2 separate regions of the Homo sapiens genome follow, and region 2 is linked to region 1. The links are chromatin loops, found by intact Hi-C in ENCODE. Cell type or tissue: transverse colon. All regions are shown on one strand. Each heading gives the region's core, and the rest is flanking DNA. Links, peaks and the distances in the headings are about the cores only.

Region 1 (4,376 bases), core at 88-4,087:
ACGTGCCCTTCCTTCACTTTGCCTGGTCTGCCTGTCCTCACTGCAGCCGGAGCCAGCTTCCCACCGTACATCTCATGGGGCTGCCAAGGAATGTCTGGGTCTTACTGCCCCAGGGAAGAAGCTTCCTGCACTCACCCTGTTTCCTCCAAAACTCAGCCTGGGGATTTGTATGGAATGAATTAATGAATGAACGAATGACTCATTGCTCAGAAAAGCCTCCCAAGTCGAAGGCTTCACTCTCTGTCTCAGTGAAGGAGGGAGGGTGACCCTCTTCCCTGGGGGCTGCTGTGTACTCCCTCTCCTTCTCTATAGATGGGCTAATAACAACAGTGCCCCCTCGGAAGGCTGCTGTGAGAATTAGGGCAGGGACCACCAGAGAGCTTTTGGGACAGCACCTGCCACAGAGTCAGAGCTCCACAGAGGTCAGGAGGCATCACTGGGGATTCAGCCTGAGGATGTGCAGAAAAGGCGAGCCCAAGTGGACGTGGTCTTCACCCCTCCCACTTCATCCCGCCCACCCTGGACCTTGCAGTTCTGCTCTCCAGAGGGCGGCTCTGCCCCAGGCCCACCCTGCCGTGGGCCAAGGGCTCCCTCTTCCCTCCTGCATGGGCCCCACTGGCTCAGAGCTGAGCATCACCCTCTCCAGCTCCCTCTTTTAAATGCAAAAGTGACCCCTTGAAATGAGCCTTAAAATCCTGGCTTAGCAAGGGCAGGGAAGGGTGAGGCTGGCTCTGCACCCTGATCTTCCAACTGCTGGCTGTAGGCACAGCTCCCAGGGCCCTTGGGGCTGGAGGCCACCTGCCCTCCTTGAGTCAGGGAGTTATTTTTGGTTCTCCATCCAGACTGCTTCTGCCAAGACCTCAGGAACTGACAGGATCCAAAAAAGCCCATGGCAGAGCCTCAGTGGAATCTTGGCACATGCAGTTCAGGAAAGCGTCCCTCTCCAGTCACGAGCACTCAGGATGCACACACAAGGAGGGAAGAGGAGGGGAGAGGCAGGAGAGGGCTGGCCGGGCTTCCTGCACTGTTGGAGGCTCAGGAAATGGCCCAAACGGGCTCTCTCTCCTAGGAAGGCCTGGGCTTGGAGGGCCAGCATGCTCAGCTGGAGGGGCAGAGGCCCCCCGACGGCCCCAGACGGGCTCAGAGGGCAGAGCGCTGTGCAAGGCCGGGAGCCTGGACAAGCTGATGCCCCTGCGGATGAGACAATCTGCCTCTTGCTATTCACAAGAGGAGGCCACTTCTACGCAGCAGCATGGACGATCTCATAGAACAGGCCCGGGGAGATGCCCACTGAGGACCTCAGGCCAGAGACAGAGGGGTCTCTGGGCAACAAAGGAGACAGACCAGGAGGGCTGAGTGCCCTGAAGCAGGCAGATGGGGTTCCTGTCCTGCTGCCTGTCCTCTGAGCCTATCTCCCTTGGTCACAGCTTTTACCTCCTGCAATCCGGGAAGACTTAAGCTGGAAGAAGTCTGCAAAGCTGGGAACTTGGACAAACCGATGTCCAAAATGCAGATGAAAGAAGCTGAGAACCATGCTGCATCCCCGCCAGGCCTCGAGATCAGACCCAGGGCCTGGGCTGGGGCGGCCACTGAGGAAAGGGTCACGGCAGACCCTCTTCCTCGCATGGCAGGAAGGGCGGGCCTCCAGGAGACTCTCACCGCCTGTCATCTGGAGAACTTCCTGGGAGAAGCCCTGGCCGCCCGGGCCCCACTCAGTCAGTGCTTCTGAGCGGCTTTTTAGATTTTGGTTTATTTCCTCCCCTGTCACTCTAGTGGGTTTTCCTTCAGAATCCACTGGCAAGGGCTTAACTCTCTATCCTTGAACGCACCATGTGTGCTGGTGACAGTGGCTCACTGTCTAGCTCCACTCAGGGCCGGGGGCAGGAGAAGACAGACCCTCTCTCTGCCTGGCTGACCCTTTCTCACATCTCAGGGTCAGGGAACAAGAGGGAGGCTTCAGGTTTGTCTCCCCCAGGACAGAGTGTAGGGCATGGTGCCAGAGCCAAGCACTATGCCCTGCCATCCCGAGCTGGGACGGGGGCCTGCAACTGGACTTGCATCAACCTAGATACCCAGGCAGGCCCAGCTCCCAGCGGCTGACAGGGGACTCTGAAGCTGGAGCCAGCGGGCTTTGTTAAGACGCGTTCCAGTGAAACAAAAAGACCCGACTGACCCTGAAGCCCAGGCTCTGTCTGTGCTTATGGGTGTCTGGGGGCTTCCCAGGCTTTGGGAAAAAAAAGAAACTAAGGAAGCCTTTAGCACCAGAGTGCCAGGATGGTATATCTGGGAGGAGCCCTTCAAATCAGCTGGCCCCCTCACCCCTCATTTATAGAGAGGACCACGGAGGCCTGAAGCTGACAGGCACATGCCACGCCCCGGGAGCTCCATGGGTAGAGCAGCATCGTGCACTGACCCTCACGCTTCTGGCTTCGCTCAGCTTTGCTGCTGGGGCATCTGACTCTGCAGGCTCCCCTGGAGAGAGGGCCCCACGCCCAGCTCAGGGGACGAGGCCAGGGGCACGGGGCAGCACTGACTCTCCCCTTGCCTGGCAACAAGACTTGCTCCAGGGGAACCGGCAAACTGCCTCCTTTCCAGAGGATGCCCGAGAGGAGAGGTTCAGATTCAAGTTTCTGGCTGGGCCATTAGGAAAATCATATAATGCCATCAAAAGAGGGATCTTCAGAATTGGAAACTGAAAACTGATGGAGCCCTGGTCCTTGTTTTCTCTGTTTCTGAGTATGTTCTGGGCTTGTCAGCAACAGTGACTTGAAGAAGGTAGCAGCAAGGAGAGAACTATCAGGAAGACTTTGGGAGAGCCTCTCCTCCAGGCTTACTGCAGGAAGGGAACCCGGACCCTGTTCACTAGACCATGGAACCTGCAGTCACACTTCACACCAGCAGGAACAGCAGGCACACCAAGAAACTGCGGGGTCCGGGACAGGGGAGGAAACTGCCCACTACTGGAGGCCACGTCTCACAGAAGCCCTCACCACCCAGGACGGCCGGCAGCGGGTGCCGGCTCCACCTTGCAGAAGGCCGGGCTCCTCAGCAACCTCCCAGCAAGGGAACAGGCTGCCAGGGTGGTCCTGAGATGGGTACCTATTTGCAAGGCTAAAATGAAGCTAAATTAAGCAGCTGCAGGATATTAATTTGGTGCTTAAGTTACTGAGCTTGAATGAAAGCCTGGGAAGAGGGAGGAGGAAGGTCAGCAGCTGCTAACTCTATCTATGTGTCAATCATCTATCAATCAATCAATCAATCAATCAATCATTTATCTATCTAACTACCTATCCAGTTATCAGTCAGCTGTCATCACCTCTCTATCCATCGACCTACCTGCCTACCAGCACCTCCTCTGCTGGGCACAGTGCTGAGCTCAGGATCTGAAGGACTTCCATGAATTACCATTCCATGAATTACCCCAGAGCTCAGGGACTCCCTGCACCATTTTACAGAGGAGGAGGCAGCTGAAACTCGAGAGGGGAAATGCCTTGGGGGAGTCGCACAGCTATCGAGTGGCATTTACTACCTTACAAAACTGCCTCCTCTAACGGGGGAGCTCAGTTTGCTGTGTGTCAAGATTAGCTGGGTGCTGGCTACGGGCAGATGCCAGGGCCCCACCTGCAGACGCTCTGATTCAGCAGCTCCGCCTACGTGTCGCAGCCCTTCCAAAGAAAGAATTAAACGCAGAGGTGAAACCAGGCAGCTGCACTCCAAAGGTGGGAGAAAGAGGGCCTCTGGAGGCCTGTTAACCCTCTCTCTTTACTCCCAAATCAATGGTGTTAGCAGCCCAAGGACGGCCATGTGATCTCTTTCACAAGACCCAAGATTTTAAGCTGCAAGGTAAACTCACCCAGCTACTAAAAATAGGCCAAGCACAGATGGGAAGGCCAGCTCATCCGGGAGGGGTGGTGCCCCCTCAGAAAGGCCCTTGGCTTCTCACTATTTGCAACTTTTTACTCCAAATCCTCACTTTGCTCCCTTGATTCCTTGATTGGAAAATGTGGAGGTTTTCTCTGGGTTTCTCCATGATGTGCCCTGTCTATTCCAGGGAGGGAAGACACTGCTCATGGGGAAATACATAACAACAACAAAAAGACCCCACCACTGGATTCTTCGGAGGCCGAGGGAGACCCCATAAGTGGGAGTGTTTGGAGGTCCTGGAGAGAGGGGCAATGGTGAGGTCACTCAAGGTCACGATGGGTAGCAAGCCGAAGACAGTACCCAAGGGCAATAGTTATATAGCCCCATGATCGTTAATACAGCCCTATCATCATTAACATTCACACCAACTCCTAGAAAGTCAAACACTCACACCAACTCCTAGAAAGTCAAATTGGGAAGCCATGGTAGAGGCCATCTGGCCCAGACCCCCC
Region 2 (4,376 bases), core at 1-4,000, 380 kb before region 1:
CTTGGGAACTGAAGGCAAGGTGAGCCCCTCCCGGCTGCCCCGGCCCGACCTCCCCTGACTCCCAAGCTTGGGCTACTCACGGCCTGCGGGCTGGGCAGGGTCCCCCAAGGGAGCTCCCCTCCCCGAGGGCGCGCTCACCCTAGCCGCTGGGATCGGCGACCTGGTCCTCGGCCCGGCGGGAGTGAACGCCTCCCAGGGAAGAGGCCGGGCCTCCAAGCAGGTCTGCACCCCCGGAGTTATGTTTCTGGGATCCGAGGACTAGCGAGCTTGGGGCCCGGGAGAGCGGCCACCCTCCCGGAAGCTCCGCCTGGCGCAGGGCGTGAACCGCAGTCTCCAGGCCGGCCGGGCCGCGGCCATTCTCGGAGGGCAGCGGCCGCCCCGGGCCGGGCCAAAGCTCCCCACCGCGGGCCCTCACCTGCGCCTCACCTGGGGCTCCAGGAGCGCGGGGCGCGCGGGCCGAGAGTCGCACGGAGGCCAGAGACAGGATCCCCGCCCGGGGAACGGAGCAGCCCCGGCGCCGATCCCCGTCCGCCTGCCTCGGGGAGCCCCCGCCGCCCGCCCGCCGCGGCCTGCACGGCGCGCCGGCCCCGGCCTGGCTGGCCCTCCTGTCCCCGACCCCCCAGCTTCCCAGCCCCCGAGCCCCCCGGCCCCGGCCCTGCACCCGCTCACCTCCGCCCGTCCCCCGCCGCCCGCCGCGCGGACCCCGCCTGCGCCCGCGTCCCACGTCCCGGGGGAGGCGGCGGGCCGGGGGCGGGCCGGAGGCTGCAGGGCCAGCGCGCTCCGCCCTCGGCCGGGGCGCGGGGAGGGGGCGCAGGGGCGTCCGGCCGGGCCCCCCGCCTCCCCGCCTCCCCGCGCGCCGCCGCTGCCGCCGCCCCGCGCCCGGGCCGCGCCGTGGGAAGCGCGGGAGGGGAGGGGCGGGGCGGGGGGCGGGGCGACCCCCCCAAGCCGCCCCCTCCCCGCGACCTACCGGACGGTGGCGGCGGCGGCCGCACTCCGGAAGCCGTGCCCGTGGCTGGGCATCATGGGAATGGCACGGCCGAGTTCCGGGGGAGGCGCGCGGCCCGGCCGGACCCCCGCCCGCGAGAGCGCGCCCACCTGCCGCCGCGCCCGCGCCCCGGGGACGCCCCCGCCCCGCCCCGCCCGGTTCGGACGCGGCCCCCTCCGCGGGGTGCGGGGCGAAGGCGCTTGGGCCGGGCCGAGCCCCGTGCTGCCCGCCTCCCGTACCGCGGCCACCTCCGGGGGGCGCGCAGGGGGCGCGGGGTCGCCGGGAAGTTCTGGGCGCGGGGGGCGTGGCCGTGGGAAAGCGCTCGGAGCCGCGGGAAGGGAGCGTGCGGGGCCCCGGCGCCAACCGAGTTCCTCCCCGAAGTTCACGCGGGGCTCCGGGCTGAGACCGGCCCGCCCGCCCCTCCAGCCCCACAGCCTTGGGCCGGGGTCGGGGGCGGCCCCCGCGTGTCCCCGCGGCTGCCCCACCCGAGCTTGCGGCGGGGAGTGGACGCACGACCTGCCCGGGGCGGCGGCTCCTCGAGCACACCTGCCGCCAGGTTCGGGGGAGGGAACAGTTTCTAGGAACTGCCCCGGACCTTGAGGCCGCTGCTGTTTCTGCTTCTGCTGTGCACTGACCATGTGACCTTGAAAGTCTTCCCAGTTTTGTTTTATAAAAGGTCCAGGGTGTGTGCCCGAGGCTGGCGGTGGCCCGGGTGTGCTCAGCATCCCCGGGCGGCGGGGAACGGGCAGACCCGACTGGATCCTCCCTCAGCGCCCACTCGTGGAAGGGGCAGATGGTGCGCAGGGGCACCGCGCTGCTTCTGTAAGCCCCCTGGGCCCTGATCCACACGTGTCTGGGAGATGAATTTGTGGGTTCGGTTCCTGTCTAGAAAGTGTCAGAGATTTGATAGGATCAAAATCAGAGACTTGCCTTGGAGGGGTGCTTCTAGTCATGCCAGCCTGGGAAGCTGGAGGGCCAGTTTTGGGTCAGGAAACCCATTAAAGAATTGTTTTAATGCCTTCGTGAATTTTTTCAAAAAGCAATTTTTTTTTTCTCATGAAATAATACTCTTTCATTACCAAACTTTGGGGAGATGATCTAATTAATAAGGTGACTTCCCAGAGACATGGGCTGTTAAGGTTTTGGCATGCTGCTTCACAGTTTTTAAAACAGTGCTGTGGTGAACAGCTTTCATGATGCCTCCTTAGAGCGGCTCTGAGCATTTCCTGCGGGCAAATCCCTAGAAGAGGCCGGCGGGCCAAAGACTATGCTGCATTTTGCCAAAATGCCCTCCAGAAATGCGGGGCCAGCCTGCCGTCCACCCACTGGTGAGCGGGCATGCCCGCTTGCCTGTCCTCTTGCCAGCCCTGAGATATGTCATTGCGTTATGTCTTTGGCAGTCTGATAGGCGAAACAGCCCTTTTCATCACTTGAATCCTAATTTCTTTGACTGCTGGTGATGTTGAACATCTTTTCATTTTATTATTGGCCATTTGGAATATTGCCTGTCTGTGTTCTTTGCCCATTTTTTATTTTTCTGTTGGGCTGTGTGTCTTTTTCTTAGGGATTCTAAGAGCTTGTTACCGTAAGGAATTTAGCTCTTCTCTGTGCTGTATGCTACTCTGTACAAGAGCGTAAATGCAATGTATGGTCGGGCGCGGCGGCTCACCCCTGTAATCCCAGCACTTTGGGAGGCCAAGTTGGGCAGATCACCTGAAGTCAGGAGTTTGAGACCAGCCTGGCTAACATGATGAAACCTCGTCTCTACTAAAAAATACAAAAATTAACCGGGTGTGGTAGCGGGTGCCTGTAATCCCAGATAATCGGGAGGCTGAGGCAGGAGAATTGCTTGAACCCAGGAGGTGGAGGTTGCAGTGAACCGAGACGGTGCCACAGCACTCCAGCCTGGGTGACAGAGCGAGACTCTGTCTCAGAAAAAAAGTGTATTGTACAACAGTACAATAACACAGAATATTGTACAGTAGTACAATATACTCTTGTACATTGCATTTATTTTTCTGTCATTTTTCTTTTGACTTTGGATTTTGGTTTTTTGTTTGTTCAACCTTTTTTTTTTTTTTTTTTTTTTTTTGAGACAGGGTCTTACTCTGTGTACACCCAGGCTGGAGTGTAGTGGCGTGATCATGGCACTGCAGCCTCAACCTCCCCCGGCTCAGGTTATCCTCCCACCTCAGCCTCCCCAGTAGCTGGGACTACAGGTGCACGTCACCACGCCTGGCTAGTTTTTGTATGTTTTTGTAGAGATGGGGTTTTGCCATGTTCCCCAGGCTGGTCTTGAACTCCTGGCTTGAGTGATCCACCCTCCTTGGCTTCCCAAAGTGCTGGGATTACAGATGGGAGCTACTGTGTCCTGCCTTTTTATTTTTTTACTACACACAAGTTTGAAGTTCTTCTGTAGCTAAATCAATCAAGTTTTCTTTTGTGGTTTCTGGCTTTGGGGTAAGGCCTGGAATAGCTTTTACCACTCTAAGATTTCATAATCATTCACCAGTTTAATCCCTGCATTCCAAAGTAAGAGAACAGTGGAGGGCATGGAGGGGTGTGACCTGGGGCTCTTGGGGAATTCCTGGGCCAGAGTGTGTGGCACGTAATAATAGTTTCTCAAAACAGGGAACACTTGTACTCCTTTTTTGAAGCTACCGATGTTCAGAGATTGGTTGGTTGGTGCTTTTTTTTTTTTTTTTATTAAATTCTTAGGAGGCCTCAACAGTGCCTTGTGAGGCCTTCATTGGAGGAACAGGAGGGGCGTCTGTCATTGTCAGACTCTCCTGTTGTGAGAGGCTCTGGCCTTGGCCTTGGGACCCCCTAGTCAGGCTCCTCACTGTGCAGTCTGTGCCTCCGGGGATCAGCACGCAGGGTCACCTTCATTATCCGCCATGGAGGAAGTGAGGACTCCTGGCATCTTTCTGCCCAGCCCGGGGCTCTGCTGTCCATGGGTGGATGGGCGGTGGCAGCAGGGACAGGTGCAGTGGGCTGCACGTCTCACCTGAGGGGCTCTGGTGGGCTCTTGGGTCCCTATGTGGCTGTTGCTCCCCTCTGGGCCTCTGCTTGGCCTTCTGTGAAGGGCACAAAGAGTCCAGTGGGACCACATGAAGGTCACTCTCCATGTGGAGTGGAGAGACCGCCTGGGAGAGATGGCTGAGGGCCTGCTGGGGACCAAAGTCTGAGCTCATAAAGAAAAGCCAGCAGTTCCTCTGTTGCTCTTTTCCTTTACAGAATTAGTTACATTGTCATAATTAAAGAAAACTCAAGGGCTGGGCTCAGTGGCTCATGCCTGTAAACCCAGCACTTTGGGAGGCCGAGGAGGGCGGATTGCCTGAGATCAGGAGTTCAAGACCAGCCTGGCCAGCATGGCGAAACCCTGTCTCTA

The links. Peaks named below come from ENCODE experiments on the same cell type or tissue, not always from the same donor. Only the 100,000 strongest peaks of a DNase experiment are listed, where the experiment ranks them.
Region 2: a loop joins it to region 1, with 6 times the contacts of the local background. A loop is called at or near these places in 1 of 110 quality-filtered maps.

What each region holds. Positions count from the first base shown.
Region 1 is chr9:135,099,813-135,104,188 of GRCh38, reverse strand. All of the region lies in intron 4 of OLFM1 (olfactomedin 1), which reads right to left. Among named protein-coding and RNA genes, the nearest start is that of OLFM1, 14 kb to the right of the region's middle. In transverse colon, for the core only: no CTCF peak of the experiment used is centred there; no DNase peak of the experiment used is centred there.
Region 2 is chr9:135,476,316-135,480,691 of GRCh38, reverse strand. It overlaps PPP1R26 (protein phosphatase 1 regulatory subunit 26), which reads right to left and starts at 910. Exons shown (of 4, transcript NM_014811.5): 1 at 670-910. RefSeq lists silencers at 269-318, 329-388. In transverse colon, for the core only: no CTCF peak of the experiment used is centred there; DNase peaks (open chromatin) are centred at 239 and 1,591; H3K4me3 peaks cover 1,782 bases; H3K27ac peaks cover 1,904 bases.